Linked DNA regions of Mus musculus: all the other regions are linked to region 4. Evidence: chromatin loops called from intact Hi-C (ENCODE). Cell type or tissue: left cerebral cortex. All regions are shown on one strand. Links, peaks and the distances in the headings refer to the core of each region. The heading gives the core; the rest is flanking DNA.

Region 1 (7,880 bases), core at 1,832-6,831, 130 kb after region 4:
CTCAAATGATTCCAATCAAGAAGAATTCCTCTGGAAGGAGTTACAGAGACAAAGTTTGGAGCTGAGATGAAAGGATGGACCATGTAGAGACTGCCATATCCAGGGATCCACCCCATAATCAGCATCCAAACGCTGACACCATTGCATACACTAGCAAGATTTTGCTGAAAGGACCCAGATGTAGCTGTCTCTTGTGAGACTATGCCGGGGCCTAGCAAACACAGAAGTGGATGCTCACAGTCAGCTAATGGATGGTTCACAGGGCTCCCAATGGAGGAGCTAGAGAAAGTACCCAAGGAGCTAAAGGTATCTGCAACCCTATAGGTGGAACAACATTATGAACTAACCAGTACCCCGGAGCTCTTGACTCTAGCTGCATATGTATCAATAGATGGCCTAGTCGGCCATCACTGGAAAGAGAGGCCCATTGGACACGCAAACTTTATATGCCCCAGTACAGGGGAACGCCAGGGCCAAAAAGGGGGAGTGGGTGGGTGGGTAGGGGAGTGGGGGTAGGTGGGTATGGGGGACTTTTGGTATAGCATTGGAAATGTAAATGAGCTAAATACCTAATAAAAAATTAAAAAAAAAAAAAAAAAGAAGAATTCCTCACAGGTGTACTCAGCTCCTTGGGTTTTAGTTAAATCTAGAAGTGGTCAAGTTGACAACCAAGAGCAGCCATTACCTAAAACTTTCCAGATTTATGTTTTCTTGTAAAGTTCATTTTTACGGCTGTATTAAAATTCCATTTTACATATGCATGACATTTATTTGCATTACCCATTCTGCTGATAACATCTACGTTGGTTCTACTTCCTTGTTATTGTGCATAGGAGAGTGCAAGTACTTGTGAGGTAGCATAGGATCCTTTGAGTATGTATGTAGCTGAGTCACATGGTAGATCTATTTGAGAAAGCTCTGTATTCATTTGTACACACCAACAGTGTAAATAGTGAAGACTCCTCTTTCCCACATCCTCAGCAGCATTTGTTGCCCTTCTAGATGAGCTGTTGACTCAGGTAGGGAGGTGGGGTGGGGTAAATTTTAATTTGCATGGCTCTGGTGGATAAGTATGTCAGTCACTTTTAAAAATGCTGGCCCTTTGTGTCCTTCTGAGAACTGCAGAGCCCATCTCATGCCTGGCAGTTCTAGTCCTCTAGTATCTGCAGTTCTGGCAAGATGGCTCAGTTGGTAAAGTACCTGCCTCAGGAGAGGACCTGAGCTTGACCCTAGAATGCCCATAACACTGGGTGTGCTGGCCTGTTTATAAAGCCAGAGCTGGGGAGGCAGAGACGGCACAACTTCTGGGTCTCCAGTTCAGCCTAATTGGTGAGCCCTCAAACAACGAGAGACCTTGTCTCAAAGGAGGGCAGTTACCCAGAGGATGAGTGGTTTCCTTCAACAGACAAACACACTAATGGTATGCAGGCAAAAACTTTGATTCTGTAGCTACTTACTTTGCTAAATCCTAACTTCACAAAACCCCTCTGTTAATTCTTTTTTTTAAAAGATTTATTATTATACATAAATCCACTGTAGCTGACTTCAGACACACCAGAAGAGGGTGTCAGATCTCATTATGGGTGGTTGTGAGCCACCATGTGGTTGCTGGGATTTGAACTCAGGACCTTTGGAAGAGCAGTCAGTGCCCCTACCTGCTGAGCCATCTCACCAGCCCCCCTCTGTTAATGCTTAAGAATGCGGCCCTACTCAGAAAGTTCATATCCTTTTCTGCCACACCACCCTGGAAAAGCCCCATCTTGTCTTATCTCACAAGCCAAGCAAGGTGGGAATTGATTGGTCAGTCCTCAGTACTTGGATGGGAGTGTTCTTTTCTAGGTGTCTTAAGTGTCTCTCCCTGCCCCCCAGTAGTAACTTACTCTTATAGTGATAAAAAATAAAATGAGTTTGTGGAGAGATAAGCCAGCATTTAATTTGGCAGATGGTAATTATAGAGTCTTAAGTAATAGGTACATGGGTATCCATCATAACATTTTTTTCAACTTCACTGTCTGGAAATTGCTACATTACAATGTAGGGGGAAATATTCAATAAAAATAATCAGGCTCATTCATTACCTGTAACCAAAATAGATCACTATGCCTTTATTGTGGGTTCCAATGGACTGACTACTCAACACACAGATTTCTGGCTCTGACTTGAACTTACAAAGACTTGCAAAGGGAAGACAATATGAATGGCAACATAACTAAATTTAATCACTACCTCATTAGCAATGTATTCGAACTTGATTGCTACTTTACTGGCATGTGTTCATTGTATAATAATGGTTTTTATCTGTATGTTTTAACAATATACATAACCTGTCTGAACTACTGACCCCATTTTACAAATGATCCCTTCTTGTCTTTAGATTATGCATATTTGGTATTTGGCTTTCTGAATATACCTTTGTTACCTTACTATATAGCTTCAGTATCATCCATTTCCCTACAAACACCATAATGCATACTACACTGAGTATACATACATTTTCTTTACCAGTTTACTCACTGATTGGCGCCTACAGATTCCCTAACTTGGTGATGAAGGCACAGCAATGAAGTGCAGTGTCTTTAGTACATGTTGACTCTAGCTTCTTCAAGTGTACTCCCAAGACAGTATAGCGGGATCATATAGTGGGGGGGGGGGGCTGGGGGGGTATGTCTACAGTGTGATGGCTTTTCTTGGTGTCAACTTGATACATTTGGTATTAGCGAAAACCCAAGCAGCTGGGCACACCTGTGAGGAATTGTTCTAAGTTCAATCATTTGATGTGGGTAGGTCTACCTGTAATCTGGCTACACCTGGTGACAGTCCATATAAAGGAACTGGAAGAAGAAAGTGTTTGCCCTTCGCCTACTTGCCCTTGCTGGCAAGTTCATTCCTTCACTGGCTGTACAGCCTAGTACTTCTAGATTCTGTCATATACTGAAGACCAGCTGAACACACACACACACGTCAGTCTCTGTCCTGTTCCTAGAGAACCCTAATACACCAATGTGCATACACTCCACGGTGGCAGAGCTGACTTATATCCCAACCGATGGTATTTAAGAGCTATTCCTATCCTCACTCACCGGCACTCTTTATTTTCTTGATGACAACTATTCTGACTGGTGTGAGAAGGAAATTACAGTATAGTTTTCATCTGCATTTTCCTGATGGCTCAGTATGTTATTTTTAAATACAACTATAGGCCATGTGTATTATTTTGAGAACTGTCTAATCAATTTGAGTATTTATAGCTTAGGTTATTTTGTTTGTAATTTCTGAGCTCTTTCTATATTCTGACTATTAATCCCATCAGCTGAAAAGCTGGCTAAGTTTGCAGATTTTACACCAGCCTGTTGGAGCCAGTTGCCTGAGCTGGTTCTTGAGACCTCAGGTCCAATATGGTAAATCAGCCAAACTAAGTGGCTCCACTAGGGCACCAATGTTTTCCTTACTGGGGGTGAGGGGGCTTGAGGGTGCTAACAGGTGGTCCAGGCTGACCTCAAACTCAGAGATCCACCTGACTCTGCCTTCTGATTGCTGGGATTAAAAGCCTGTACTACTACAGTCCATCCAATGTTTCTGAATTTTACCTTGTTGTCTAACAATGTACCTGTCTCCAGACTAATAAAGTAGGGCTACAATATAAGCAAGCATGGCCCCATGATAAGAAACTCTGACATCAGAAGCCTAGACAGAAAGCAAACTGGAGTTCCTTGAGCCTGAGGGAAGGAGGTGGGAGAGACTGAATAGATGAGCTAGCTCTACGACCATTTTGGGGATGACCAAAGTTCTCACCCTTTTTTTCAAGTGGGACTGTACAGGTGTGGAGAGCTTTAAAAACTCACCAAAATACAGATATACAAGGATTAGATTTTAAAGTTTTTTTTTTTAAGATATTAACAACCTCTGTATTTTACCGCTTCCACTAGCCCCAAGACGCTTTCCTATAAAACTTTCTTCTTGGCTAAATGTCCTAAGTCTGCATCGTCTCAGATTAAATGCAGAATGGAGCCTGAAGTGGGCAAGAGGGCTGGAATAGCTGTAAGGAACATTTGGAGTTGACTCAGTTATCTTGCTGATACAAATGCTCCACTCTTAGGCCATTGAAACCTACTGGGCTTTGGAGGCAGCTTCAAACCCAGCAGCCATTCTGCATTGATAAGGGAGTGGTGGCGCTTGGAGCACAACCCTCAGGTTGCCCATGGTGCCGACTTCTTGGCTCCAGTGCGGCCATATGCTCCTTCCTCCATCAACTCAGCCAGCAGAACTGTGACACAACCTGACACACTTCCTTTCCTTACGCTTTCTGTGCCCAAGTTTATGACAGAATTGAGCCAGCTGGATTTAGTCTGTCTAGCTCTTCTACAGACTTGTGAATGTGTTTTTGAAAGTGAGAATATGAATGAATAGGAATGAGAATGGGTTTATTCTGGCCTCTGAGACATTCTCTTCCATAGCATTTCCTGCCCATTTACATGGCACAGAAGTAGCTGGCCAGCACTTAGAATCTTCAAAAGCTGAAATGCCCAGAAATGCTCCTACAATAAGCATCTGATCACCGCAGTCCATCTGACCTGGCATCACACACACACACCCAGCTAGGGCCTTTGAAGGCTCCAGTGTGCTCCTTGTCTCCACTAAGGAGATAGCATGAACTAAATAACAAAACAAGTTAACTTCAAAGAGGCTTTTAAGTCTAAAAAGGAACAAAAATGTGTATTAGACTCCTAAAGGGAAATACAGTAAATGGAGTTTGGGGGACAGAGGCTTTTCCACTGGGGACAAACCAAGGAAAGCACTGGGAAAGGGTGTCATGTGAGTTAGGTTTAAGTCTGAGATCTCACCCAGATGAAGGTAGTATAGGGTGAAGTATTTCAAACAAAGGGAGATGCCTGGGCTGTGATTAGATTAGAGAAATCGAGAGTCTGCACTACTTTTTCTTAAAGTGCAGATGCAGAGGAACCAGTGGAGGCTCCACAGGTCTGAGTCACAGTGACTGAGGAGAACTGCCTTTTGTCCACAAAAACATTTGGCAGTTTTGAGGTGGACATATGCATCCATTTTTTTTTTTTAAATACCAATCAAAGTTAGAACACCCAGTCCAAATACAAGACTATGGGGTAGAATCCTCAGGTCAGCAACCTTCACCCCCAAGGTTAGGGGAGAAATCCACTCTAGATTAACTTTTAACCTCCAGTCAAAACCGTTTTCAAAAAATTCCTTTGTAAGACCTGCAAAGGTTTTTACCAACTGGACTTTCCCGCCTAAACTCAGTACTCCCGGCCTTTCTGCGTCCAACCGCACTATCTGTTCCAGTTACTCTTTTCAGTCTTTCCTCTCTGAGGACATCACCCTCCATCACCAATCAAAAGCGTGGCGCTGAAAATAGGCTTCCTCATGTAAAGTGCACTTCTGGGTACTGGATCAGATCCCTATGAAACACTAACACCAGTCAATCTCCACCGAGCAGACATAGCTCCTAGCCCTACTCGCTTGCAGCACTTGGGTGACGTCCGCCAAAGACTAATAGCTAGCAGTCCTTGGAAGACTTCCTGTCCCCCGAAGGGGGAAAGAAAATCTAAGCACGTGTAAGTTTTAAAACATCAGTTGAGAAAACGTTCGCGCGGGATTTCAAGGTGTATTAGAAAAAAGAGACACGAGTGGGCCGAGCTATTGAGTGGAGAGATTAAAGGAAAACAAAACCAGAGAGCATCCAAGGGAGAAAAGATCAAGGGAGGAGACAGGGATAATAGGAACTGCGAGATGTGTGCCCCCAATCATTAAGGATGCACAAGGGTTATCAGTTCTGCAACAGCGGCGTTTCAAACACCGAGACACTGAGCAAAAAGAGGAAGAGTGCTTGGTTGGGCTCCAGCACGGAGGTGTGCCGGCACCGCGGGCTGAGCGGGGAGGAAATGACGAGCCAGAAAGGGGTGGTAACGGCGCCGGCCCGGGAGCCCCGGTGGCGGGCCGAGAGGAGGGGCGCGGCAGGCGCGCCAACGGCCCCGGGGTGGGTCTTGGGAGGCCGCGCCGCGCGTCTCAGTCTGGCCTCGCTCCGGATCTGTAGCCCCAACTGTGCAGAGCTCAGGACACACGGGCCTCGTCGGGGCCCGGAATGTGGGGACACACAAGGACAGGCCGTAGGATGAGGCTGGAACGACGTGGGGAAACCGCCACGGTCCGTGGCTGGGCGGTCAGCCACCTGACCTCTCGGGACCGAGGATCGGGGACCGGTGGCGCATCCGCCACCGGCCCCCGGAGACGATCCAGATCCCGAAAAGCCTGGCTCCAGGACGCCGTCCCAACGCTGGACGGCCCCTGCAGGCCTCCACCAACTCCGAGCCGGGGCTACTGGCTACCCAGCTCGGGCAGCCTCGGCTCGACTCCCGGGCTCGACGGACGCCTGGGCCTCTCCTGAGTGGTCAGCGAGACCCGCCAATCGGGGCGCTGGGGCCGGCTCTGGGCCGCTGGATATTGGCTCCTCATACTCACCGTGCCTCGCTCCCCCGGTTCGCTGCCCGCGCTGATTGGCTCCAGTACCGGACCCCGAAACCCAATCAGAGGCTCCAGCCGCCGCTGCCGCCGCCACTGCCGCTGCCTCGCAAAATGGCGAATCTGAACAAAGGGGAATCGGGCCTCCCTCCAACCGCCTTCGCGCAAGCGCCTTCGAGACCACGCCCCATAACCCCGGCCAGCCTGGCCCCGCCCCCTAGGAAGAGCACCGCGCAGGCGTTCCAGAGGCCACACCCACTTCCTGGATTTGACACCGCCTCCCGCCAAAGGCCTACGCAGGCGCCTTTCACACGCTCCGTACGCTGCTGCTTAAACACCTCCCTGAATTATATACCACGCAGGCGCTGACACGCCCCCCTGCCCACCTATTTCTAAGCGTCCACTGGGACCCACCCTCTGGGGCCGAATGCGCAAGCGCTCTTCTTCTCCAGTCGGGGTCGGCATCTCGGTACGCATGCCTGAGCGGTAGCGGGAGCCTACGGAATTTCCCGCCGGAAATTCTGAAGCCCTTACTACCGAGAGCGGGCGCCGCTACCCAGCTAGAGAGGCTCACTTCCGCCCCGTTAAGGGATGGGGGCGGCCATCTTGAGTGTGCGTACAATCAAAAGGCTTTGGCGGGATTTGTTGCGTGTCGGGACTCTTCTGTTGCTTTCCTACCTACGAGGGTTTCATCCCGAACCCTTCCCTGCTTGGAGGAGGGCCTGCTGACGGCCGATTCCTTTGCAGGTGAAGGATGACCCCCCAGTACCCACTTTTCTGCGGGATCCCAGGGTTGCCCTCCTTAGGGTAGGAGGAGAGACGGGGAAGTCTTATCAGACCTTCCTTCCTGTACCTCCAAGACTGGTGGTGATCTTCCCCTGAGAAGCAGTTCTCGGCTCACCCTGCCGCTCAGTGTAACTGTGGCCAGGTCTTTCCCGTTCTAAGCTATATTCTCTGGGAAAATTCTGGACTGTCCTAAACCTTCCCTGCTAGAAGTAAGGAGGTGTGTCTTAGGACCGCCTTTGCTTCGGCTCCTGGAAAGCTGTTTTGTGTTGCCTCTTAGAGGCTGAGTGAGCTCACATCCAGAAAGAATACCTTAAGGAGGTGGGGAAGACTAAATGGGTTGTCAGGGTGATCTGAACACGCTATGTTCGGGCTGCCTGAGCGGTATTTTTTTACTTGCTTTTCCTTTTCATTAGCAGAAGGAACTCTTAAATTCTGGAAATAGCGACTCAGTAGCATGGCCACCCGCCTTAATGAAGATCCAGAAGGAAGTCGAGTGCGTAACAGCTATTAAATTTATCGGTGAAGTGAAAATCAGAATAATTGAGGTCAAAAGCATAAACACTTTTTAATTAAACCAATAATTGGATTCTCGCCCCTCCCTGTTT
Region 2 (7,880 bases), core at 1,484-6,483, 120 kb after region 4:
ACAGATTCTTATCAGCACAGGTCAGAAGACAGCAGCTTGGTCTGTTGCTCCAAGTCCTAACAGGAAGCTTCTTTGCTTGGGAGCCACCTGAGTGCCAAGTGTCTATGCATCAGGCAGCCCGGCACCCCACCAGGGCATGGATGCTGTTGAGAACCCACAGGGAGGCAGGGGCTGTGGCTGCCTCGACTGAGGACCAGGTTGAGAAGGCTGCTCTCCCCTACTGCAATGGCTGACTGGATGGCTTTACCACTCAACATAAGTGCTGTGTTTGTAATGCTGGGCTGGCAAATACCTCTTTTTAATCATCCAAATTTGCAAAAGGTCAGTGTCCAACAGTCTGAAACAGATCCTCAATGAAGGGGTGCGACAAAAGCTTGCCACTTCAGTTTGTCAGCCATCATTGCAGCTGTAATACTGAGCTAAGTAGTTTCTGTCCTGAGAAAGGGCAGAGTGAGACTGTCAGTGCCCCACTGGAAGTCAGTCCATTTCCAGAACAGTGGAGAGGACCGTGACTGATCAGCTCTGCCACCCTCCTGTGGTTAGGAAACTCGGATGATCTGTGTCATGGCTTCTTCGTCAGCTTGGTTTGGATCCTACAGAGAGAGACAGCACAACAGTCCTTTACATCAACACTTAGGTGCTTGAGTGGCTAGGACAAAGCCCCAGAGCAAGCACCATGATACACTGTAATTTTGTGTCATTATTTTTATATGAGATGAAAAGAGGTGAGGGAACTTCCCATGTCAGCATGGAGAACAAGGAAAGCCTTCCACACCATGGCCTACAGCTGGCAGTTCCTATTCACAGACATGCGCAGATACCACTAAGAACAGAGGGTTGTCAGGATGTTCGCAGTGTGGTTCACTAAGGAGAAGGAACCTGCAGACTGCCGTGGGTAGACTATTAAAGCCTTCACTATCTGATCAGAACTGCACGTGGCCACCGGATGGGGCCCTGTGAGTGTAGAGGAATTCCATGCTGCTGCTAGTGAAGAGAGCCAGCAAAAGAATCATGAACCCAACCACTTAGAACTGGAAAATAAGTTAACCCCCAAAATACAACACAACAAAGCTTTCTATTTTAATGTCACTTACTCTGCAATAAAGGAAGCAATGGGGACCAAATAGAGAAAACCTCTTGTTGGTTCTTACCAGGTAAAGGATGGAATTATGGGAAAGTATAAGAGGTCAGAGAGCTCCAGGAGAGATGAGAGCAGGCTCAAAGCCTCTCAGACCTAAGCCAGGCCTAAAAGTAAGGCAGACCAAAGTCTGTGGTGGCATGCTCCCACAGTAACCCCAGTGCTTGGGAAACTGGGGTAGGAGTAGTGCAAATCTGAGGACAGCCTAGGCTACACAGAGAGAAGAAGGGATAGTCATGGAAATGATGGAGAAAAGAACATTACAGACTAGAAAGTGTAAGGACCAAGGACCAGGCAAGAGAAACAGATAAATAGGTAAACAGTGAACAAATGAATCTAGACCCAGACATATGCTTACTAACCATGGGGTGAGAGAACAAAGGTAGGAGAAGGTGTGATGTGGTGCCTGACGACCACCATCCTGAGATGTGGAAAATGCAAAGGGAGGCAAGAGGCATGACAGTGGATATATTAATCTAAACCAAGAAAGAGGACTAGGCCAGGCTGGCATCAGTCAGGAGGGTACAATAAACATGTAAACATGTAAAATTATGTTTCAGAAACAGAACCAAAAGAACTTCAGAATCAGAACCATCTAAACTGTAATAACTGGGTGGTGACAAGCCACCTGTTTAGGTAATAGAATAATGAACAAGCACTCCATTTTGGACAAATTCAGAAGCATGTGAGATAATTAGTGAGATTCTACTACCTGAGTTTGAATTCAGTTGATGAGTCTGTTTGTGGAGGAAGCAGGATTTGAACCCAAGGCTTCATATGCCAGTCAAATACTCTACACTACTGAGCTAGCTACACTACTAGCCCTTTATGAGAATGGGTCTCACTAAATTAGCTGGGCTTGAATTCATCTCTAGCCCAGGCATGGCCTCACCTTGTTATCTTCCTGCCTCAGCTTCCAGGGTAACTGGGATGTGGACTGCACTTCCAGGGCTGATTCAGCTGTGCAAGGATCGGCCTTAGGCAAGTTACCTAAGATCTCAAGAACTCCTATTCAAATGTAAAAAATGCTATGTACTCTATGGACCTGAGGTTCTCAGTCAGTTGAACAACAACAAATAAAAGCTTATTAGAATGCGTGACACAAGAACTGCCACACAGCATTAAATGATACTGACTCTAATCGAACGCTACAAGAAAGTAAAACTTTTCCTTAACAAAGAACTGAGAAACCAAGAGTAAAAAAGGCCGTGGGTTGGAGCTTTCAGTGCTTCTAAAGGAAGGAAGCTAAGCAACAGGCATCACATGCTGCACAGAGTGTGTTTCTTCCTTAAACGGAGGACAGCCCATTGTTGATGGAGAGAAGGGCGGCAACAGTGAAAGGATGGATGCAATGTCCTTACCTGCATGTGAGGACTGTCCTTTTCTTTTGGAGAGAAGAAGCGGCCCCCTTCCCCACGCTTCCGTGCCATGGCGTGCCGATGCCGAGACTCATGGAGGTATTTCTAGAGAAGAGAAATAAGAGCCCCCACTGTTAGTGAGAAGACCTAGCAGTCACCTACTGCAGAGTCCATCACTACAAGTTCAGGCAGTGCAATCAGGGCCTCTGCTCCGGGAACTGACCGAGGTTTGGTTGAGCAAATGGCAGGTCAGGAGGAGATCCCATCTTTATGCTATCTATAGCTTAGACTGGGTCAGTGGATGCTGGCTAATGGGACAGACAGACAGACTGACTCCTTTAAAATGAGGAGGCCGCTTTCTTATTCCCTTGGCTCCTTGGCTAGAGCCCAACTGCCACTTCAAAGTACAATCAACACATGAGCACTGCAGCCTTAAGACAAGAGGAAGTCCAGAGGACACGTTTTCTCTGGACTTTACTGTAGAAAGGACAAAGTCCCTTGTTTCCAAGACATTTTGTCACCAGTCTTATAGTAAACCTTCCTGCATTCCAGTGTTTGGGACAAGGAAACACACACGCTTGATGCAGAACTGCACTGCTTCCTGCTTAGCACTCCCCAGGGCACACATACCCTTCGTTCCTTTGGGATTTTCCCTTCTGCCTCTAGCTTAGCCCGTGCTTGTCTCCTCTTAAGGATGCGGTGATACTGTTTGGCATTCACATACAGGGGCTCTTCTTCCAGCATCTCTGCTCCAGGTAAAGGGATTCTTTGGATAGCAGGCACAGAGCCAGCTCCTGGTACCATCTGCATGAACAGGAGACCAGACCTTATTACTGGCATGAAAACCCTAAATAAAATTGCCCATTCACACCCATACTGCTGCATCTCCAACATCCAGACTAGTCTGCTAACTGGTAGGCATCAGAATGAACTAGGCTTCCTGTGGATGCAGACCACTGCTAGTGCCTTAAGGATGACGTTAGCGTCAAATCCAGAAGTTAACATCATAAGTGACTTCACAGGAGACACCAACTTGCAGCTCAAAGACAAGAGAACCCCACGGGAAGCTCCAGTGCCAGGGACACTTTCCTTACCATGACCATTCCTCCTGAGTTGACCACATTCCCTGCCACAGGCAGTGTCACAGTGACCGTCCCTTGTCCACTGCTGGTTGTGTTGGTATTGGCTCCTGTCTGAACGATCTGTGCCCCTGCCAAACTGGCTGCTGGGATGGTGATCATGCCTGAAACAGGGACTGTAACTTTAAGAAAACAAAACATAAAACAAAAACAAAACAAAACAAAACAAAATAAAATAAGCAGGTACACGGAACAGAAAGAAGGGGAAAGAGTTAGTCCCTTCTACCTGGCTCCTGTATACCCTCCTGGATAACTGGCAAACACATGGAAGAAAGCAAGTGCCTTCTGCTGCTTCACTGTGTTCTGCTAAGTTCAGTTCATTTCTAAAAGTCTAACAGTCTAGGGCCCAATTCCAAATAAATTCTACTTCCGCCCACCATCACAGAATCTGGCTGCCATCTCCTTTCTAAACTTAGCTTCCAAAGCATTTAAGTCTACTTTGAGCATGGTTTCCCTGAAGCCAAGTCTAGTCCTGTTACATACCTCCTCTTCCTAGGGCGTACCTCTCTAAGCCTTTGCACTCTGTATGGTGTTTACATCTTCGATCTTGTGACTCTAAGTAAACACCTATGTGAATAGATGTAGAGGCCCAAAGTGAAATGGAAGGAACTCTAGTGACTAAGCAGCATCAGGCTGGTCTATGTGCTGACTGACGGTCGGTCACTGCAGATGTGGTGGGAATCCTGTTGCTGTTTAAACAGGACATGGACTTCATAATGACTCTGAAGCACTCTCAGGTACTCAAAGGCTGAAACTAATGCCCTAAAAAGGGCCACTGCAATAGCGGCAGCTTACCTTGCTGGAGAATTGTGCCATCTGCATTAACTGGTTGGTAGACAATAGTCTGTCCTTCAGCAGTCTGGGCCACTTGCTGTCCCTGGACAGCAATCTGTTGTTGTGTCTGTAGAAAACAATGACATATTTAACAGATGCCAGAGACTCACGGAGACCCCATTTTGATGACGTTCTTCACATTCACATCCCATGTGAACCAGGTGGCTTGCTGTCCTGATGACAGAGGAGCAGGTGGACTCACCTGAGTCTGGCCAGCAGTGACTGCAGTCTGTGGCTGTTGGATGATGATCTGCTGGGTTTGACCCTGCTGGCCTTGCACCTGCACAGCCTGCCCACCCTGAATCTGGATCTGTCCAGGAGGCACCAACTGTATCTGTGGAAGAGAATACACAAACAGCTTGGCACCACACTGACACCACTCCTCTGGCTCCTTATTTGTTTCTGTTCTTTATTTTAGGTGTATGCGTGCCTGGTGTCCAGAGGCCAGACGAGGGATCCTCTGGAACTAAAGTTACAGATGGCTGTGACCACAAGGTGGTGCTGGGAATCAAATCTGGGTCCTCTAGTAGAATGGCTAGTGTTCTCAACTGATAAGCTATCTCTCCAGTCTCAGTCTTTGATTTCTGAAAATTAGCTGAACAAATTCCACTAGAGACCAGGAAATACCCAGAGGAATATGCCTGCAATTCTACAACTTGGGAGGCAGAGGTAGGGTTATTAGGAATTCAAGGCCAGTGTTAGGGACACAAAAGTGTCCCTTTAAAAAAATAATCGTTGGTGGCATGGTTATTTTTTAAAGTATATTTACTTAAACATACTCTGAAGTGCTGTTATCAACGAATCAAACAACTTTTAAAATACATTCTTTCCAAGTTAAACGTTATGCTGATGGCAGCAAAGGCAACACTTTGATTAGATCCTGGATAGACAGACAGATCAGCTGTCAACCTTCCGATCCACAGAAACTGAAATGTATAACCACCCATTTAACTAGACAGAAAATCATCATGAAAACAAACACTAGGCATGTCTGTTTCTAGATTAATTAACAGAGGTGGCAGCCTGAACTAAGAAGGAGACAGTGAGCAGAGCAGTAGTCACTCTGCCTCCTGCTGCCACCTTTTCCCCACCATGCTGTACCAGCACCCTTAACCTGTGAGTCAGCAGAACAGTAACTCACACAAAATGCTTCTTGCTTTCAGCCAACAACCTCTAGGATATGATGATCCACAGGAGTAACACAGACAAGGCTCCAAATCCCTCACTGTCACTCGTCGCTGCTGGCAGTGTTCACTAGCTCTTCCTATCCCTACCCTGCAGGTTTTAGAGTGCAAAACTCACACTACAAAGATGGAAAGCAAGAGATCCTGTGAGGTAACCACTTATCAGAATCTTGACAAGAAGTTTTAAATGTTTTTCTTTGAAATCTTGTAAATTGACAAAACAAAAAAGCCTTAACACTTTGCTCAAGGAACAAAATCCTGTTTTCTTGAGTACTGATATATAAACCTTAAAAGATCTGATGGGAAAGCATTTAGGAAGGCCCACAACTCAAAATTTCTAGTACTTTATACTCTAGAATATCCCCAATCCAAGCCATGGTCCCAGCTACCTAAAGTCTGGCCTCCACCCCTCAACCCCACCCCTAGACCCGCCTTCCTTCTCACTGGCTTTGTAAGCATCTATTACAGTTCCTTTGACCCTCTGGAGCATTCCCAGATCTAGCAGCCTGGGAGGTCACTCTTGAAAAGGTGAGTCTGTGAAGGACATGACTAGAGCCTCAAGTCCCACCACTCTCCAGCTGGACTGACTGCTGGTGGGAGGGAAAGGGAAGGAAACCAGACCATGGATGGCCCCGTGTCTTAGAGACATCTGTGGACCTTTTTGTTGGGCTATACACTGCCCAAATTTTCTTAAAGACTGGAATACTACTTAACTCAATTAAAAGTGTTGGCAGCTGACTAGGTCGCAAATCTACCTGGTTCCACCTGGACTGTTTTGCTCCAGGGTTTCAGGTAGCAAGGAATACCCGTTTCCACCACATTGCTGTACTCCTGTTATGCAGTACAGTACAACAAAGGCAGAAAGACTAAGCACAAAGTAAGGGGTAGGACTCAAGCAAAAGCAGCTGGGTTTTGTTTTTTGTCTTTTTTGCAGCAATTTCTTCTTCAAAACATCTGCTCTGCAGGCTAGGAAGACAGCTCAGACAGAGGTAAGGCATGTGGTGCACAGCACAAGGGTCTGACTGGAACCTTGGCATCCACAGGAATTCATGGCAGCCCTGGCACAGAGGACAGGCAGGAGACAGCAGCAGGCTCCCAGACTACAGCTAGTAAAAGATGTTGTCTCAAAAACTAAGGGAAAGCATGTGTGTACAAACCTGTACACATATGAATTATATACACCATCCACACTCATACCAGACTTCTACTCTGACATACAACCTAAATACTTTAAAAACACTGCTCACCTGCTGTAAACCTTGTGTTCCAGACACAGGTACTTGCATGATGGTTTGGCCTTGTCCACCAGGCACAGCCTGTACCATGATGGGTTGGCCTGTTGATGTAATAAGCTGGCCTCCACTGACTTGCACCATTAACGGCTGCCCCTGGACCTAGAAAGAAATAAAATAACAATGAAATAGTGTCAGACACAAGCAGCTTCACAAAGATGATCAATCACTGCAACTATCCTGCTGCCTGGAAGAGGGGAGGCAAGGCAGATTTAGGAAGGTCAGTCTTCCACCTCCCCACCAGGGTCTCTATGTAGTGCTAGCTGGCCTTGAACTCAGATATCCTCCCTCTGCCTCCCAAGTGCAGAGATGAAATCCTGGCCTGAGACAGTGTTTGTAAACTCTAATATTCATATTCTCTCTCTGTCTGTCTCTCTGTGTGGAGGTTATGTGCATATACTACAGAGAGTGGGATGTCAGATCCCCTGGAGCCTGACTTACAGGTGATTAAGAGCTGTCTGACATGGTGCTGACTGAAATCAAAGCCTCTGCAGCAGCAATATGTACTCTTAACTATCGAGCCATCACTACAGCTCCAAGAAGATAAGTCTAGTGTTCTTCAGACACTTCTGATTATTTTTGATTAAGTGCCAAGCTGGATAGTCAAAGGTCAAATATAATGGAACCTATGTAGAGTCTGGAAAATCCCAAAAGATGTAAGGCACTCATCACCAAACACAGGCTGAATTCTAGAAAGCAGTCAAGTTACCAGTACCGCTTGCCTGCTCAAGCCGATACTCAGGACCGGTTCTGGTAAAGGCTATAGAAGCAGTGGGCTTCAGCTAGTTCCAGGTGAGCCTGATGAGACCCCATTTCAAAGCAAAGCCAAGACTGGTCAGAAACATTATCTAGCTAGTTTGTGATCAAGGTAGAGTTCTTCGAACTGCACCATAAATATTTGCATAGTTGTTTTAATTATCAGGAGCAGTGAAACC
Region 3 (7,880 bases), core at 1,853-6,852, 62 kb after region 4:
TCCCCAACTTGCTTCCACCGGTCACAGAGCAATTGGAGACCAGATAAATATTTCTGCCTGATGCCTATGCCAAAAGGAAAATCTCCAAATGTAAGATCCAAGTTCCTTAACTTTCTTTTCTATCCCTAGTCTATATCTGTGCCTGTGGAGTTCCGCTCAGCTGATAAACAGCATCCAGAAATCAGCTATGAACTACCAACTGACCCAAGGGTGAGCTACATCTTAGCCCTACAAAACTGGAAAGCACTTCACTTGCTGATAAGGAATGTGAGCCATTCCATCTGATGTGATTGTTCCCTGTTGTCTTTGGCTGGGACAGTGAGCCTGATGCTTCGGATGAAAACCTCTTTGCCCTACCCCCTTTCTGGGCTTTGCCTAATGAGTCAGCCTTCCTGGGCCCTGATGATGGCGTTCTAACTTCAGCAGGAAGTAGTTAAGAGAATGCATTGCCCCTTATCCTCAACGGAGGCTAGAATGTCAGATCTAAAGGCAACTTCTTCGCAAGGGGAACAAAATGACTATATGTATTGGCATACCGGGCTCTCTCATTGTTAAAAAAAAAAAAAAAAAAAAAAAAAAAAGGTACCTGTTGAAACCAAATAGAGCAAGGTCTATCAACAGCTAGATTCATTAGCTAAAATAGTTCTACAATATGTTAAGGTACTTGGCCTACTCTATACAAAGAGCAAAGAAGAGGACTTTAAGAAAAATGTATTCTTTCTATGCTAACCTCTTGCGCGCTTCCGACTCACCAGCAAGAACTACGCTGCAACAGGATCCTGCTGCACACGTTTATTGGGAGAGCTTGATTGCAGAGGCAAAGAGACCCCGAGCCCAGAACTGGTGCTGCTTATATAGGCATAGGAGAGGCGTGTCTCACATCCAGATTGGTTATGCACTAAGCCTCATTTGCATGTTCCTCATCTGATTGGTTATTCTCTCTCAGTACCTCACCGAACATCATTAACATACCTCATTTGCGTGTCTCACATCTGATTGGTTATACTCTCAAAACCTCATTATCATGCCTGGGTCAGGCAGTGTCTTGGCAAAAAACTTTACTGCATATGTACACATTGGTTGTTTGCCCAAACTTATGCGTGGTGTCCAGCAGTAGCCTGCGCCACCCTGCAACGACACATGTGGCTTCCCACACTAACCAATCAGACCAAATTAGAGACCCTAGCTATGATACAAATTTTGTCTCTTGCCAAATAGAAAATGCTAGTATAGAGAGTTGGCCTGGTGCTGCTAACATACTCAAATGCTAAACACCAGTCCCCAAGATCTGGGTGCCATCTCAATGAGCAAATTCTCTCGTACACCAAATAATGTTGTATAAACTTTGCTCGCCAATCTTCTCTGAGTGGTTAAATAAAAATGGCCACAGCCGATTACTAGGGAGAATGAAGGTAGGTGGTGATTTCCTTAACAGGCTGGAGGCTGCAGGCAAGGACCATGAGAGAGAAGAGGGAGGAGAAAAAGGAAGAGAGGAGGAGGCTGCTGTAAATGGAGATGAGCCATGAGAAGAGCATCCTGAGGACCAGCTGATGGAGCAGGAAGGCAGCCCAGGGAGACTCAAACAGCAAGTAACTTGGGGAGCGCAGCTGGGAATTAACCAGTCAAGTGTATAAAAATAGATTAGGGATAAGCACCTAGTCATTGTGTTAAGCTGATTAAATACATTGATAGTACTCACTCTCAATTATTGGGGGTCTGGCTGTGTCATGTTAAGAATAGAGCTAATTAATAACCATTTTCAACAAAAGCTAAGACACTTGCTGTCTGCTGGCATTATTAGCCATACAACAGACATAAATGGCCGTTCCCTATTAAGAATTTGAAAGGGACACATAAGACCCAAGAGGATGATGGGCCATTCTGACTCCACTTTAAGATTAAAAGCCATCTTATTATAAAGTCACTCCTATTTTCTGTAAAACCTGGATTTAACCAGGTCTTAACCCATCTTCTGGAATTTGACATGTTCCGCACCCTGTACCCTGACCTCCATCCTGATAAGATGTTCTACCAAATAATTTTTAGATGTTCAGCCAAGTTTCTACTAAAATTCCTCTGGAAATCTTCCCAACCCTTAGACCTCTTCTAGTCTTGCAGGTTTTGGGGGGCTATAGAAGCCCTACTTTTTCATATGTTCAATACTATTTCCACAAACCCCACTTTAGGGAGATGGCCCTGACAGAAAATCAAGCTTGCTGAATTTGACCAAAGACTCTGGGTAATCTTGTTTGGTGGGATTAACAACTCACATTCGTTTTTAAACACAGTTACTGCAATAGTTGGTGCAAGAGTCCATGTGGGGGTTATACTTGGAGTGGGAGGGGGCTCTGAGGAGAAGACCTGATCTGTCACCACCCAATGGAGGACAGAGGTGAAGCCACAGGGAGGTGCAGAGGCTCGGGGCTGTTATGAAGCAAGAGGCAGAGGAGTGATGTCCGTTTCTTTGGGACATGGATGCTGAGGAGAAGGACTTGAGAAACACAGCAGTGGTGTTCTGGTTAGCGGTCCATTACAGTGATAAACACCATGACCAAGAGTCCTTTGGGGAAGAAGGGATTTATTTGGCTTTCACGTCCTCATCAAGAGCCATTAACGATGGAAGTCAGGGAAGGAACCTGAAGGCAGGAACTGAAACAGAAACTATGGAGGAATCCTGGTTACCACCCACTCTGCTCCCCAACGGATAGAAGGAGACCACCTACCCAGGTACCACCCTCAATGAGCTGTGGCCTCCCCATATCAATCATGAATCGGGAAAATGCCCCACTGTGTTGCCGACAGGCCAATCCTATGGTAACATTATCCCAATTAATTTTCCTCTTCCCAGATGGTCTTAGAGCTTCTGTCAAGTTAACAAACCGCTAACCAGCACAGGGATGTAACCTCTGATGAGAAGTCTGGTGGCCAGTCTTGGAAAGACACTAAATCTTGAAGGAGCTGGGAAAGATTCTGCCCCCAAAGAGAGATCAGTGTGAGGGTGGTTTGGTGACCCTAAGCAAGTAGCCTGAGAAGTTCTGGTCCTTTGGTTGAGTTAATGAGAGGAGAGAATTTGAAAGAGGCAGAAGCTCCCACAGACATGGGAGTCACATTGTTGTTGAGCTGTAGGTGAGCTAGCTGTGGTAACACACCACCCGGACACGAGCTTGCTTCTCATCCCAGCTCCAGTGTCAGTTACCAAGGAGGCTCTGCTCCACACAGACATCCAGGCACCCACGTTCTTTCCCACAAGGGTGTCTGTCACCTTGAGAAACTAGAGCATCTGGGGGGACCGTCTCCATCCAGGTGAAGAAAGGGAGAGGACATGGGGGATTGAATCAGAGGTCTGTGGGCCAGGTCTGCAGCCAGTAAACTTCATTTCTTGTAAAACACAGTATATAGCCAGCTCTGGTTGCACAAGAATTTAAAAGATGTAGGCTACCCGGGCGGTAGTGACACACGCCTTTAATCCCAGCACTTGGGAGGCAGAGGCAGGCGGATTTCTGAGTTCGAGGCCAGCTTGGTCTACAGAGTGAGTTCCAGGACAGTCAAGGCTACACAGAGAAACCCTGTCTCGAAAAACCAAAAAAAAAAAAAAAAAAAAAAAAAAAAAAAGATGTAGGCTAGCCTTTTTTCTTCTTCTTCTTCTTCTTTTTTTAGGACATTAAACAAGCTGAGTGTGGGGGACCACGCCTGTAATCCCAGCACTCTGGAGGCAGAAGCAAGAGGGTCTCTGTGAGTTCTAGGACAGCCTGGGCTACACGGAAAGACTGTGTTAAACAAACACAAAAGAAACCCAAAGAGAGGTTTTATCCTAAGTATTGACAGCACTCATGTGTGCTGGGGGTGTTGGCTTCTTCGTAAGTGTTCTCATAACTTGAGTTATAATTTCTACACACGGGTCTTCAAATTTTAATTTTTCTTAGTTGCTGCTTTAAAATCTCCCCTTAAAAAGACTTAAATTGAATCTTTAATTGAGTCTCAATTTCCAGCAACCAATTTAAGAATGATTCTTGCTTGCTTTTCAAATTCAGAAGCAAATGATAATTTTAGGGTAGATGTTCCATAACTTTAAAAATAGCTTTAGGAACATTTGGGGGTTAACAGAGGTCAGTCTGGCCTTGGCTCTGGCTTTATCTCTTGCCACTAAGAGGGCTGTGACCCAGCATAGACAGGACAACGTAGGGAAACAGCGCCACCGTGCGGAGAGTCTACTGAGGCTGGCCGTGAAACCTGGTTCTGGTCTTTATGTTCAGTAAAGCAGAGATTCTCTAATAACCCTTTTCTGTGAAGGCATTAATGCCTCCATCAGGACAGAAAGAGCCTTTAGGCGGCAGAGCATCCTTGTCTTCCAGCTCTGCCACCTCCAAGGACCCCTACATGTTCATCCATTGAGAAGCTCTCTGAACTCTGTCTCATCACAGAAGCTTCACCATCACCAGGACACAATGACATCATTGGCCATGGTTGACTACTTATCTTCAGCCCCTATCCTTCCCTGAAATTTGAAAGTAGACCTGAAATTCTCAGCCCTCTTAGCCTGGTTCTCCCCCGGCAACTAGCCCCCATCTTGACGCTAGCTCAGAGCCCACCAAGGGGCTCCTACCACTTAGGAAATGTAGGTGTTCCTGTCAGCTGTTCCCCATTCAGACAACTACAGCTATCTCAGGAGATCAAAGTCAGGAATCCAGAGTGAAAAACCCCAAATGGAACAAAGTACTCACATCTACAAGGACATTAGGGATTCTGTCTCAAGAACCTGATCTAGAGACCAAATACGAATTTTTATTACATCATAGCGTCACAAAAACACTCACAAAAGAGAGGCAGAGAGGGGGAGAATATGCAGGAGAAAGATTAAGAAGCAGGGGAGGGAGAGGAGGGGGAGAGAGAGAAGGGAGAGAGGGGGAGAATATGCAGGGCAAGAGTAAAAAGCAGAGGAAAGGGAGGACGGGAAGGGAGAATGAGGAAGAAGGCGGGCAGGAGGCAAAGAAACACATGAACTGAGTACCAACTTTGCATAGTCGTTTGTCTGCTTCCTCGGGTGTAATATGCCCTAAGAATAAAGCAGCGCTTAAAGTGATAACAGCGTCAGAGAGCACAGTGTTGGCAGGGGCATTGCTGCCACTATCCTGTGACTTTTGTACCACCTATGTGACACAAAGCAAATGAGTTGTTATTTGAGCCTCTAACACTACTGTTTGGAGGTAAGGTTCTCTGGGTGGGAGAAAGACAAAGACACATGATGAAGGTGGTAACTCCATCTGAATTTCCATAGAACTCCATAGAATTTTTTTCTATGAATTACTTTATTATTATGGGGGGGTCACAGTTGACATAATCTGGACATAGAGAGAGATCAGGTGACAGCTTTGTGGCATTGGTTCTTTCTATCTACCTTTATGGGGGTTCTAAGGATTAAACTCAAGTTCTCAGGCTTGGGCATCAAGAGCCTTCACCCCTGCTGAATCATCTCAAGGGTCCTCATCTTAGTTTTCTATTGAAAGTGTCTAACAAACAATTAGTCAATGTAATCCTGTAATCCCAGTAGTAGGGATGTGGAAGGCAGAAGGATCAGGAGATCACAGTTATCCTAAGATATAATTCAAGTTTAAGGTTAGCCTGGTCTATATAAGGTGCCATCTTGAAAAAATAAAGGATTGAAGAGTTCTTGCCTCTACCCACTAAAAAAAGCCCAGAATTAGTGACTAGCCCAGTAGCAACGAGGCCCCATAGTATCCAGATTGTGGTCATCATAGTTTCATTTCTGTCGCTGTGATAAAAGGTACTAACAAAAGCAGCTTTAGGAGGGAAAACAACAACAACAACAACAACAAACCATTTATTCAGCCTACAATTCCAGGTTACAGTCTGCTGTCACAGAGAAGCGAAGGTAGGAACCTGAAGCAGCTAGTCACATTCAGGGTCAAAGGCACAGAGAGAATAAATAAATGCATGCTTCTTGTGTTCAGCCACCTCTCTTCACTCATCTAGTCCAGGATCCCCTACCTAGGGAATGGTGCCACCCATGGTGGGCTGGGTCTTCCTACATCAGTTAACACAGTGAAGATCATAACTCATACACTCTTCTACTGGCATGCCCACAACCGACCTGATCTAGACAACCCCTGACTGAGACTGTCTTCTCAGGTGATCCTTGGCTGTACTAAATTAATGATTGTTGCAGGATATTTGATCACACTGAGAACTCTGAGATTGTGTTAACTGAAAACAAACAAACAAACAAACCTGTTTTTAATTGTAGCATGGCTCAGCCTTTAATCACACCTTTAATCCCTCTGGCTAGAATACAGACATGTCTTTAGTATACACTTTTAATCCCAAACAGTAAAGGTAAAATTAGTTTGTAGTTGGAAGCACCCATGTTGCAAGTGATGTCTAATTGAGTGGCAGAGAAAGTGAAAAGTCAGAGAAAGATTCAACAGAATAGAATCTGCCCAATTCTCCCAAGAAGAGAGAGGAACGGGAAGCTACTTGAGGGGCAATGTAGAGAGAGAGCAAAGGCAGTTTTATTGGGAGAGTTTTATAAAGACAGGTTGCAGAGAGAACAAGCTTGACACAGATGAAGACAGAACGAGACAGAGAATGAGAAGGAGCCAGAAGGTTAGGACATATTGCTAGAGTTAGTTCAAGGCCAAGCAGAGCAAAAAGCCAGAGGCCAAGAGAGAAGTCAGAGTGAATCAGTCAACTTGGAGTGGAGTTTGAACCAGAACGGCTAGCTGAGTTGAGCAGCCAGCCAGAGTTCAGAAAGAGCTAGAAAGGATGCACTTATTTAGCAGTAAGTCTCAGAGGCTGAAAACCTTCTAGGCCTAGATAAGATTGTATAGAGATTTGAAGCTTCCAGGACTAGGCCTAGGTTAGCAGACAGAGGTAGTAAGCCTCCAAGAAGACAATCACACCAGAAGAATAAAATATACTTTTACAGATGATCACATACACTGCAGTGTTCTTGAAATACATTTTAAAAAAATTTTTGGGTCAGGTTCTCCCTACATATCCCAGGCTGTCCTTCAAAGCAATCTTCTTGCCTTGACTTTACAACTGTTGGGATCACAGGCCTCTGCAATGACAAATGATAATGCTAACTGTCAACTTGACCGACTCTAGGATTGCCTGAGAGATGAGCCTTGGAACCTGGCTGACGGAGAATATCCTAATTACATTTACAGGACCATCCCGAAAACAGGCAAAGGGAGTTGAGCACCAGAAAACATGGATTGTCTTTCTCTGCTCCTTGACTATGGTTGTGATGATGTAATGCTCAAGCCTCGGATGTCATGGCTTCCCACCATGATGCACTGTAAGCTGGGATGGCAAGCCAAATGCATCATCTCATTTTAAAGCCACTTTCGTCTGAGTATTTTATCACAGCCATGGGAGAAGAAACAAAGACACAGGCCTGGCATTAAAATACTCATTTTCACTAAAAATAGCAACAGCGTTGCCTGAAATGGACTGAGCCAAGTCTAAATAAGAAGTGAAGAAGCCAGGCCTGAGACATCTTGTCATGCCATGTGGCTAGGAAGATGGTGGGCTTAAATCAACTGGAAGGACTCAGTAACTAGCCAGGGGTCAAAGACTGAGTGATTCCCATGGCAACAAAAACAACAACTACAGTGCCTGGAGAGGTGGTGCCTTTGATCCCAGCACTTGAGAGACAGGCAGGCAGATCTGTTTGAGTTTGCTGTCAGCAAATTTATGCATCTTAAAGTTAAGCTGTTTCAAATGTAAATGTATCAAATGTATCAATCTATTTAATGTATCAAGTCTATTTAAGTACATCGAATCTTAAATGCATCAAATCTATTTACCTCGTTTCTTTATACCTAAAACATTACTGGTAACCAGAGTTGCCAATAAAA
Region 4 (7,880 bases), core at 1,339-6,338:
ATCCAACAAACAAACCAAGCAATACCAAAACCTGAAACAAGAAATGCCCCCTGAATCAAGCAACCATTAAGTCTCATCAAAAAGCTAGGCAATGTTGTCAGATACAAGGTCAATAAAGATCATGCCGGGGTTTAATTCCCAGCACCCCCAACAGGCTATAACTCCAGTTTCTGAGGTCTGACATCTACTTCTGGACTTTGTGGGCATGCATATGGTGTACATACATGTGTGCAGGCCAAACATTCATACAAGACATAAAATAAGAAAAAATTGTTACCTCTGAGAACAGGGTAGCACAGGTACAGGAAGTGAGTCTGTTGTGGCCACACACATGCCTGTAATCCCTGTATTGAGAAGTGGAGACCAGGGGGTTGTGGGGGGGGGGGTAAAGATCATTCTGCCCCACATAGAGAGTTTAAGGATGACCTGAGCTACATAAAACCTCTCTAAAAATAAAAAAAATAAAAAAAAATAATCGGGCAGTGGTAGCACACGCCTTTATTCCCAGCACTTGGGAGGCAGAGGCAGGCGGATTTCCGAGTTCAAGGCCAGCCTGGTCTACAGAGTGAGTACCAGGACAGAGAGGGACAGATGACCAGGTGGGACGCATGTAACAGACCTGTGGAAATACAGGGACAGATTATAACATATAGTGATATCCATAAACAGTAGGGGCAAGCTCCCATTATTTGGAAGACTAGCTACGTAATTTAAGAATGAACCCCAGTCGTAGAAGATCTGCCACTCTACACAGTGTTGAATCCCGGGCAGATTCAAATTGCATAACTATGAAAAATAAACTTAAGCTAATTTTTAAAAAGACATGGCTGGGTGTGGTGGTGCATGCCTTTAATCCCAGCACTCTGGAAGAAGAGGCAGGTGGATTTCTGTGAGTTTGAGGCTAGCCTAGTCTACATAACAAGGATAGACAGAGCTACATAGTGAGACCCTGTCTCCAAAAAAAACAAAATAAATAAATAGCAGGTGGATATCTGGGAGAAGAGGAGTTTTTTTATTTTTTATTTTTTACAGAAAACATTAAAAACATATATCGTGGGGACCAAGCTAAACAAATTACATGGAGGAGGGAGGGATTATGCTCAACAAGCAACATTATGGGAAATGTTTGCAAGCAGATAAGAGACTGGAAAAAAGAATCAATTAAAAGACAAACATGGCAGGCCAGTTACGGACCTCAAATGGGGAAAAATAATGCCAATCCAGTGAGACTCGGCAGACAACAAGGAAGATAATCAGTGGGACAGAAAATCTGAAGGGCAACCTCATGTACTCACGCGTGTTGCTAAGTCACATCATCAGGAACCACCTTGTCACACCTTCACAGTGAGCAAAGGGGCCGGGCACTTGGAAGGAGCAGACAAGGAAGGTGAAGACTCAGTTCCCCTGAAGTGTCTCTCTGTGATCTCCTCGCTGGCCTGCTGAATTCTCTCTGTGATCTTCTCGCTGGCCTGCTGAGCCAGATAAGCTTGGTGGCTTCTTATCTAATGAGGTCAGGAGGTTCCTTCTCCCAGTTCAGTTCAGATCCCCAGCCAGGGTTTTTAACCCTTCCAACTGGGTGTCTTTTAACTTGGTTTCCTCTCAGGCCTAGGGACCCCAGGGCTCCATTCCTGATTGCATTCATTTTCCCTTCAGAGCTTATGGAGGGTCCGTATGCACATAAAAGGCAGCTACAAGGAGATGGCTTAGGGTCACACAGGAGCAGGTGACATCCCCACCCAGGCATCTCTGTCTGTCTCCTGCCTCCAGAAACCAAAGTTCCTCCTCTCCTGGCTGGACCTCCCCGGGGCTTCTGGTCTCTGTGCAATATGGACTCCTCCTGCTCAAGGCCCTGATGCTGTCAGTTTTCTGTGTGCTTCTTTGCTGGAGGAGTGGCCAGGTGAGTGGCCTGACCGGGGTGGGGCCGCTATAGGGTCGGTCTGCTGAATGCTCTATGACAACCATATTTTCAGTTTCAAGTGAGTACTACTAGCAAGCCAAAGTAAAAAAATACAAATGCCAAACAGCAGAGAGATAGCAAACCATCATAAAACAAGGCACTTAAAACATCTAGAAAAAAAAAAAAAGAAGGAAGCTTCATCGAGGCACCAGTGCGTGTTTCCAGGAGACAGAGTCCCTGGCAGGGCAGTGTTCCCTTGGGCGAGGCTTCAACAGAAGAACAAAGAAGCAAATAGGACAGGTACAGCTACCATCAAATTAACCAGCAAAGTTGAGGCAGCAGCTGGCTCCCAGGCGAGCTTTGCCTTGATGGATGCGCTTCCCATGGCTGGAATTCCACCTTCCCTGCCTCTACACTTCCATACCAGGTGGCAGCAAGCAACAGTAACTTCTGCTGGAGACATTAATTTGGTGGTTTGAATAGGAATGGTCCACATAGACTCATGTGTTTGAATGATTGGCCCCTAGGGACCGGCACTATTAGGAGGTATGGCCTTGTTGGGGGAAGTGTGTCACTGTGGGCTTTGAGGTCTTATATGCTCAAGCTATGCCCTGTGTGGCACACAGTCTCCTTCTGCTGCCTGCTAGTCGAATGTAGAGCCCTCGGCTCCTTCTCTAGCACCCTGTCTGCCAGCATGCCACCATGTTTTCCTGTGAACAATAATGACTAAGTCTCTGCAACTGTAATCTAGCCCCAATTAAATATTTCCCTTTGTATATGAGTCTTTTCACAGCCATAAAACCCTAACTAAGGCCATAACCTTCAGGCTGTTCACCTTGGTTTAAAGAAATCAAGTGGAAATTAAAAAAAAAGAGAGAGAGAGAGAGAATGTAAAAGGAGTGAGTATAGGCTTAGATTTTTCTAAACCTACATTATTTGGGGTTCTAGAATGCTTTAAATTCCCTTCTAGTCCACTGACCAGAGAGGTAGTGGGGAAAGAAGGTTTATAGAAAAAGGAGATTGTGGAGGCAAGCCCACGAGAGAAGCATGGTGTTTTCAGTCCTGGTCCGTTTTGCTGTTCTCTTCCTCCCTGTTTAAAGTTAGTTCACCCATTCCCAGACAAGAAGACTTTGAAACACACCCGCTTCTATCTCAATGGAGCATGATGGAGCCTCACTTCCAGAGGCAGCTCCACAGTGAGCTCAAACTGCGCATGTCTGTAGATTAGTGTAACATACATCACAGGGGCAATAGAGCTGGGGTCACAACTATCCCAGGGAATATACCTAAGAAGATGGATGGGTAAGATCTTAGCAGAGATCAATAGGAGTGTTATTTCTTGGGCTATCAGCCTATTCCTCAGAAAGAGGAGAGAGGCCTAGGACCCCTGTTGGAAATCTCTCTACCAGTTTAATAAAAATAAATAAAAAGCAGAAGGTACCTGAGGAAGGCCTCCAGGGGAAGGAAAGAGGAAGAACTTATGAGAGAGCAGTCCGGGGGCAGGCAAGAGAAGAAGACACAGAGATGCTACACTTAGGAAACTTCTTCCTTCCTTCCTCAGGGACGAGAGTACATGGCAGAGACGATGGAGCTTTCAAAACTACCTCACATCTCCAAGTCCTTGGACACGGTTAGCCACATCTCAGGGTATGAGAAGAAGGCTAACTGGTACTAAGGCAGAACAGGCCAAACTTCCGCTCTACCGAAGCCATCAGGCAAGCCCACGAGAGACAACAGCCAGACCTGCATCTCAAATCGCCAGGGCTAATTGACACTCCAGTATCGAGCACCCTCAGAGCTGTATACCCCGTAGCCCAGACCTCCGCCAAGATGACCAACCACGGGGCAGTTCATCTGCAACACCCAGCTCAAGTGCTTTCCCAGATCCCCAGCCCCGGGCCTTTCTCACTCTCTCTCCTGCCTCCCTTGGCATCACAAGCCTCACAGGCTCTGTTTCCCAAGTGAGCTACTCACAAGGCCCATGCCTGTCCACTCTACTCACGTTCACAAGCTCACCTTCTTGGTTTGCTCTAGATTTCCTAAAATGAGGGGGAAACTAACTTAAAGGCTAACACGGGGAGCCAAGAAAGGCTGTGTGCTGCGGACCACAAACCGAGAAAGTCCAGAAGTTAAAGGGGGGAAAAAAGTGTTTTAAACAAGACCAAAACCTCCCCAAACTGACCCTTCATGCACATCATGCTGACTTCATGCACATCAGAGCTGACCACCAGGGGTCAGTATTGTGCTGGTTTACCCAGTGATGCAATTTCATCTGCACAAAGTCTGCTTATACAAAGAGGATGGTTGGCTGATGGGAGGAGCCGGGGAGAATCCCTTAGGGAACAAAAAGAATGTCACATCTGTAAAACAAGAAGAGTCCAGAGTGACGTTCAGGAGAGCCTGGATACTGGCATACGCTACTAACAACATGCTGAATGTAGCCACAGCCTTGTAACCATAAAAAGGCCACTATGACGGGGTCACATTTTATTCCTTTTTTATGTTATGTGTGGGAGAATAAAATATAGATGTTTCTTCATAGATATTTCAGCTCATACCAGCCTGATGATCCTATCAGTGCATACACTTTTGCTCCATTTCTCCTTTGAAGTGGAGATTTCTGGTTTCTTTGTAAACTCAGTTGTGTCACATGATGTTTTCCTGGAGGCTGCCTTAGGAGAGGATGTTTTACTGAAGCAGACATGTGAGAGGGCATGTGATGTTTTGCTGGAGTGGATGCTTGAGCGGGTGTGTGATGCTTGGAAAGAGTATAAATGGAACCCCATAAACAATGAGCGGTCATTCTTGCCTTGCAACACTTAACTGGGCTGGGCTGGGCTGGACTGGGCTGGACTGGGCTGCGCTGGGCTGCATTGAGCTTCACTTTGTAGAGAGAACTTCTTGTGGTCTTCTGGGTGATTCTTGCCAGTTCAGCAGAAACTTGTGGTTTCTTCTGGACCAAGCTGCTGCTAGTGGTTCATGTTTGGTGTTTGCTATTGGATTGGTGTGGCTGCTTGTATTATGTTAATCTGCGTCTCCAAAATTGTTTGCACGGGAATCTGCACGTCCAAACTTAAGACAATGAGGGACCCCGCCCCCAGTTGGTTCTGATTGGTAAAGTTGCCGGCAGCCAATGGCTGGGCAGGGCAGACAGGGCGGGACCTTTAAGAAGGGACCAGGGGAGAGAGGAAAAAGGAGCTCTGCCTTTCTGAGAGGAGGAGAGGAGAGAGAGACATCATGCCTGAGAAGGTGCAGGACAGAGACAACAGCTGCCATGAAGAAGCTGAGGGAAAGCAGCCCAAGAGGGCGAGGGCAGCAAAGATGGAACATAGGGTTTAGTATGTGACAACTTGGGAATATTGAAGGGAGGTGGATTAACCATGTGGAGGTTAGTAAGTGGCCCAGCCATTAAGCTGATTTAGGCATATCAAAATATAAGGACTGTGTGTGTGTGTGTTTCATTTGAGAACTCAGAACATTAGGGAGGGGTAGTAAGGAATGCTGCTGCTGCTGCTGCTGCTGCTGCTGCTGCTGCTACTTCTGCCACTGCTGCTGCTGCTACTGCTGCCACTGCTGCCACCACTGCCAGGATCAATTTGAGTATATAATTGGCTATTATTAGTACCGAACTATTGGTGTCCTAACAACGAAGAGTGAATCACCCCAAAGAACTACATCTAAGAAGGTCCACAACCTCCTTTTCCCATAAGCCTTCTTTTCCCACTAACTCTCTGGTCAGTGGACTAGAAGGGAATTTAGAGCATTCTAGAACCCCAAATAATGTAGGTTTAGAAAAGTCTAAGCCTATACTCACTCCTTTTACATTCTCATTTTTTATTTCCACTTGATTTCTTCAAACCAAGGTCACTACTCAAATGCATTTGGTATGTAATCCTGAATGTGACTGATGCCTTACAAAAAAAAGAGGCATTTCCCCCTTGTGACTGTATTTCTTTTTGACTCTGTGTGTGCGCGCGCGCATGTGCGTACATGAGTGCTATGCCTTTAGAGACCAGAGGAGATCATCAGATCCCCTGGAGCTGGAGTCACAGGCAGTTGTGAGATGCTGGGAACTGAACACCAGTCCCTTGCAAGAACAGTGAACTATCTTTCTAGACTCTGTGTCTATATTACTAACATCTATAAAATAATACAGTATACTTTCCCCCATATATTTATTTCTTTTGCTCATTGCTGGGTGCAGATGCCCAGGCTACTGTTTTCCAATGCTGATGCATACTCTACTGCGTGCATGCTCTCCATCGGGGGAGACTGCTGGACCCAGGGTTTGTGTGATGTCTTGCCCTCTCATTGTCACAGTGCAAACAGTTCTGTGGGGAACATCTTCATCGTATTGTCCTTGAAACCCACGTGTGGATTAGAATCTATACCCAGAGGAGTTGGTAGGATTTCAGAATCTAAGCTGCTGGTGCTTCCAGCGTTGTTCCCTAAACACTACTAGTCAACCAGAGATCATACTTACTGTGCATCTACAGGAAGTACGCAGAACCATCTGTGGATTGGTCATCCAAGAAGCAAATGCAGGGATGTTGGGAGCATGAAGGTTTTGTGCCCACAAATTACCAAGGAAACCAGAAATATTAAGCATGCAGGATTCTCTTTCCAAAGGAAAGGAAGCACGACCTATTTTTCCATGTAGAGGGCTAGGAATTAAAGGTGATTAACAGCTTGGTGGTCTGTCGGGTCAGGCCATATCAAGCCTCCACAACCAAGGCTGGAGATAGTTAATAGTCTAAATGATTCTTACATTATCTATATAACCAGGAGCTCAACCAGGATTGAGGTGGCTAATAGCCCAAATGATATCTGTATGACCGAGACCATGCCAGATCCTTCCCTAGGCCCTTAAGCTAAATACATATCTCTAGGACGCATCTTCTTGGAAGAAATGACATGTACTTTGAGTTGGGTTTTGAAGTAATTATGCCTCCTTGTGCACCCGGGGGCTGCATTATACCAGGGAACTTTTTTTCCAAATCATACCGTGTTCAAATATGCTGACAGGGGCATCAGACTCCTGGAATCTGATCCAACTCAGCTAAGTTGGGCTGAACTGAGTTTTCATTCTCATCCTTTGATGGGTCATTTTGCCACCAGCCATGACACCAGTAGGGATTCCTACGGTGGGAAGAACCCATTGGTGTTGCTCTGCTACCTGGTCATGTTGTCAAAGCTGCCTTCATAAGAACGACACGACACAGTCGGATTCTTCTCAATAGCCTTTATTGCAGGAACGCCTCGAAGGTGCCCGGGTGCCCAGGGAGCCCTGCTTAAATGCACTCAGCCCCCATCTACTCACGGCAGGCCACATCACCTCACCAGGCATGCAGCTTCAGCCAATCAGGGCGGCAGGGGCACGTCTCCACCAAATATGGACTTGTTTACACCGCCAGCATCATGGTGCACCTGCGCAGCTCTCACGATGGTCGTGGCTTATTTTCAGGTGTATGAGGAAGTCAGGTGCAAGTCATAAGACTTAGCTGCAGTCCCAGGCGCCATCTTGGGACTGCTGCCACACCCACTCCTCACACTGAGCCCTGGATGGGACATCTATATGAATCCCTTGCCCCAAGGCTCAGAGGACATTTGTAAAAATAACTATGATTCTTCTGCTGTAGCTGTCATCTTGGAGGCTCCCTCCCTCCATCTGCTAACCTAGGCCTAGTCCTGGAAGCTTCCAGCCTCTGTGAAATCTATTCTAAGCTGAGAATGTTTTCTGTCTCTGTGACTTACTGCTGAGTAAGTTCCTCCTTTCTACTTCTTTCTGAGTTCCAGCTGGATGGCTCAACTCAGCTGTGCTAGCTCAGACCTCTTCTCTAAGATGACTGATTCAACCTGTTGTCTGTCTCTCCTGAATTGTTCTGCTTGGCCACAAACTAACACTAGCAATCTCTTCCAATCTCCTGGCTCCTTCCTTGTAGTGCCAAGGAAGTGTTAGTGAAGCCAAAAACAAAACAAAACA

Evidence for each region. Hi-C counts contacts between places; a loop is a spot of excess contacts. Peaks named below come from ENCODE experiments on the same cell type or tissue, not always from the same donor. Only the 100,000 strongest peaks of a DNase experiment are listed, where the experiment ranks them.
Region 1: a loop joins it to region 4, with 2.9 times the contacts of the local background. A loop is called at or near these places in 9 of 42 quality-filtered maps.
Region 2: it touches region 4 in a loop (2.9-fold over the local background); 8 of 42 quality-filtered maps call a loop at or near these places.
Region 3: it touches region 4 in a loop (12-fold over the local background); 31 of 42 quality-filtered maps call a loop at or near these places.

Annotation. Positions count from the first base shown.
Region 1 is chr17:48,403,137-48,411,016 of GRCm38, forward strand. Nfya (nuclear transcription factor-Y alpha) reads right to left here and starts at 6,684. Exons shown (of 10, transcript NM_001110832.1): 1 at 6,490-6,684. It overlaps Oard1 (O-acyl-ADP-ribose deacylase 1), which reads left to right and starts at 6,864. Exons shown (of 6, transcript NM_001289490.1): 1 at 6,864-7,236; 2 at 7,692-7,768. The coding sequence starts at 7,730. In left cerebral cortex, for the core only: no CTCF peak of the experiment used is centred there; DNase peaks (open chromatin) are centred at 4,301, 4,965, 5,450, 5,894 and 2 more places; H3K4me3 peaks cover 1,664 bases; H3K27ac peaks cover 1,961 bases.
Region 2 is chr17:48,388,750-48,396,629 of GRCm38, forward strand. Nfya (nuclear transcription factor-Y alpha) reads right to left here. Exons shown (of 10, transcript NM_001110832.1): 4 at 6,901-7,047; 5 at 4,672-4,803; 6 at 4,431-4,536; 7 at 3,591-3,757; 8 at 3,127-3,300; 9 at 2,500-2,601; 10 at 1-593. The coding sequence ends at 540. Among named protein-coding and RNA genes, the nearest start is that of Nfya, 17 kb to the right of the region's middle. In left cerebral cortex, for the core only: no CTCF peak of the experiment used is centred there; DNase peaks (open chromatin) are centred at 4,021 and 5,564; H3K27ac peaks cover 1,946 bases.
Region 3 is chr17:48,332,872-48,340,751 of GRCm38, forward strand. No RefSeq gene overlaps it. Among named protein-coding and RNA genes, the nearest start is that of Trem2, 9.6 kb to the right of the region's middle. In left cerebral cortex, for the core only: a CTCF peak has its summit at 4,196; a DNase peak (open chromatin) is centred at 4,194; H3K27ac peaks cover 209 bases.
Region 4 is chr17:48,270,922-48,278,801 of GRCm38, forward strand. It overlaps Treml4 (triggering receptor expressed on myeloid cells-like 4), which reads left to right. Exons shown (of 6, transcript NM_172623.2): 5 at 1,768-1,897; 6 at 3,459-4,437. The coding sequence ends at 3,572. Gm52308 (a long non-coding RNA gene) reads right to left here and starts at 1,486. Exons shown (of 3, transcript XR_003952373.1): 1 at 1,296-1,486. In left cerebral cortex, for the core only: a CTCF peak has its summit at 4,118 (motif pointing right); DNase peaks (open chromatin) are centred at 3,843 and 4,142.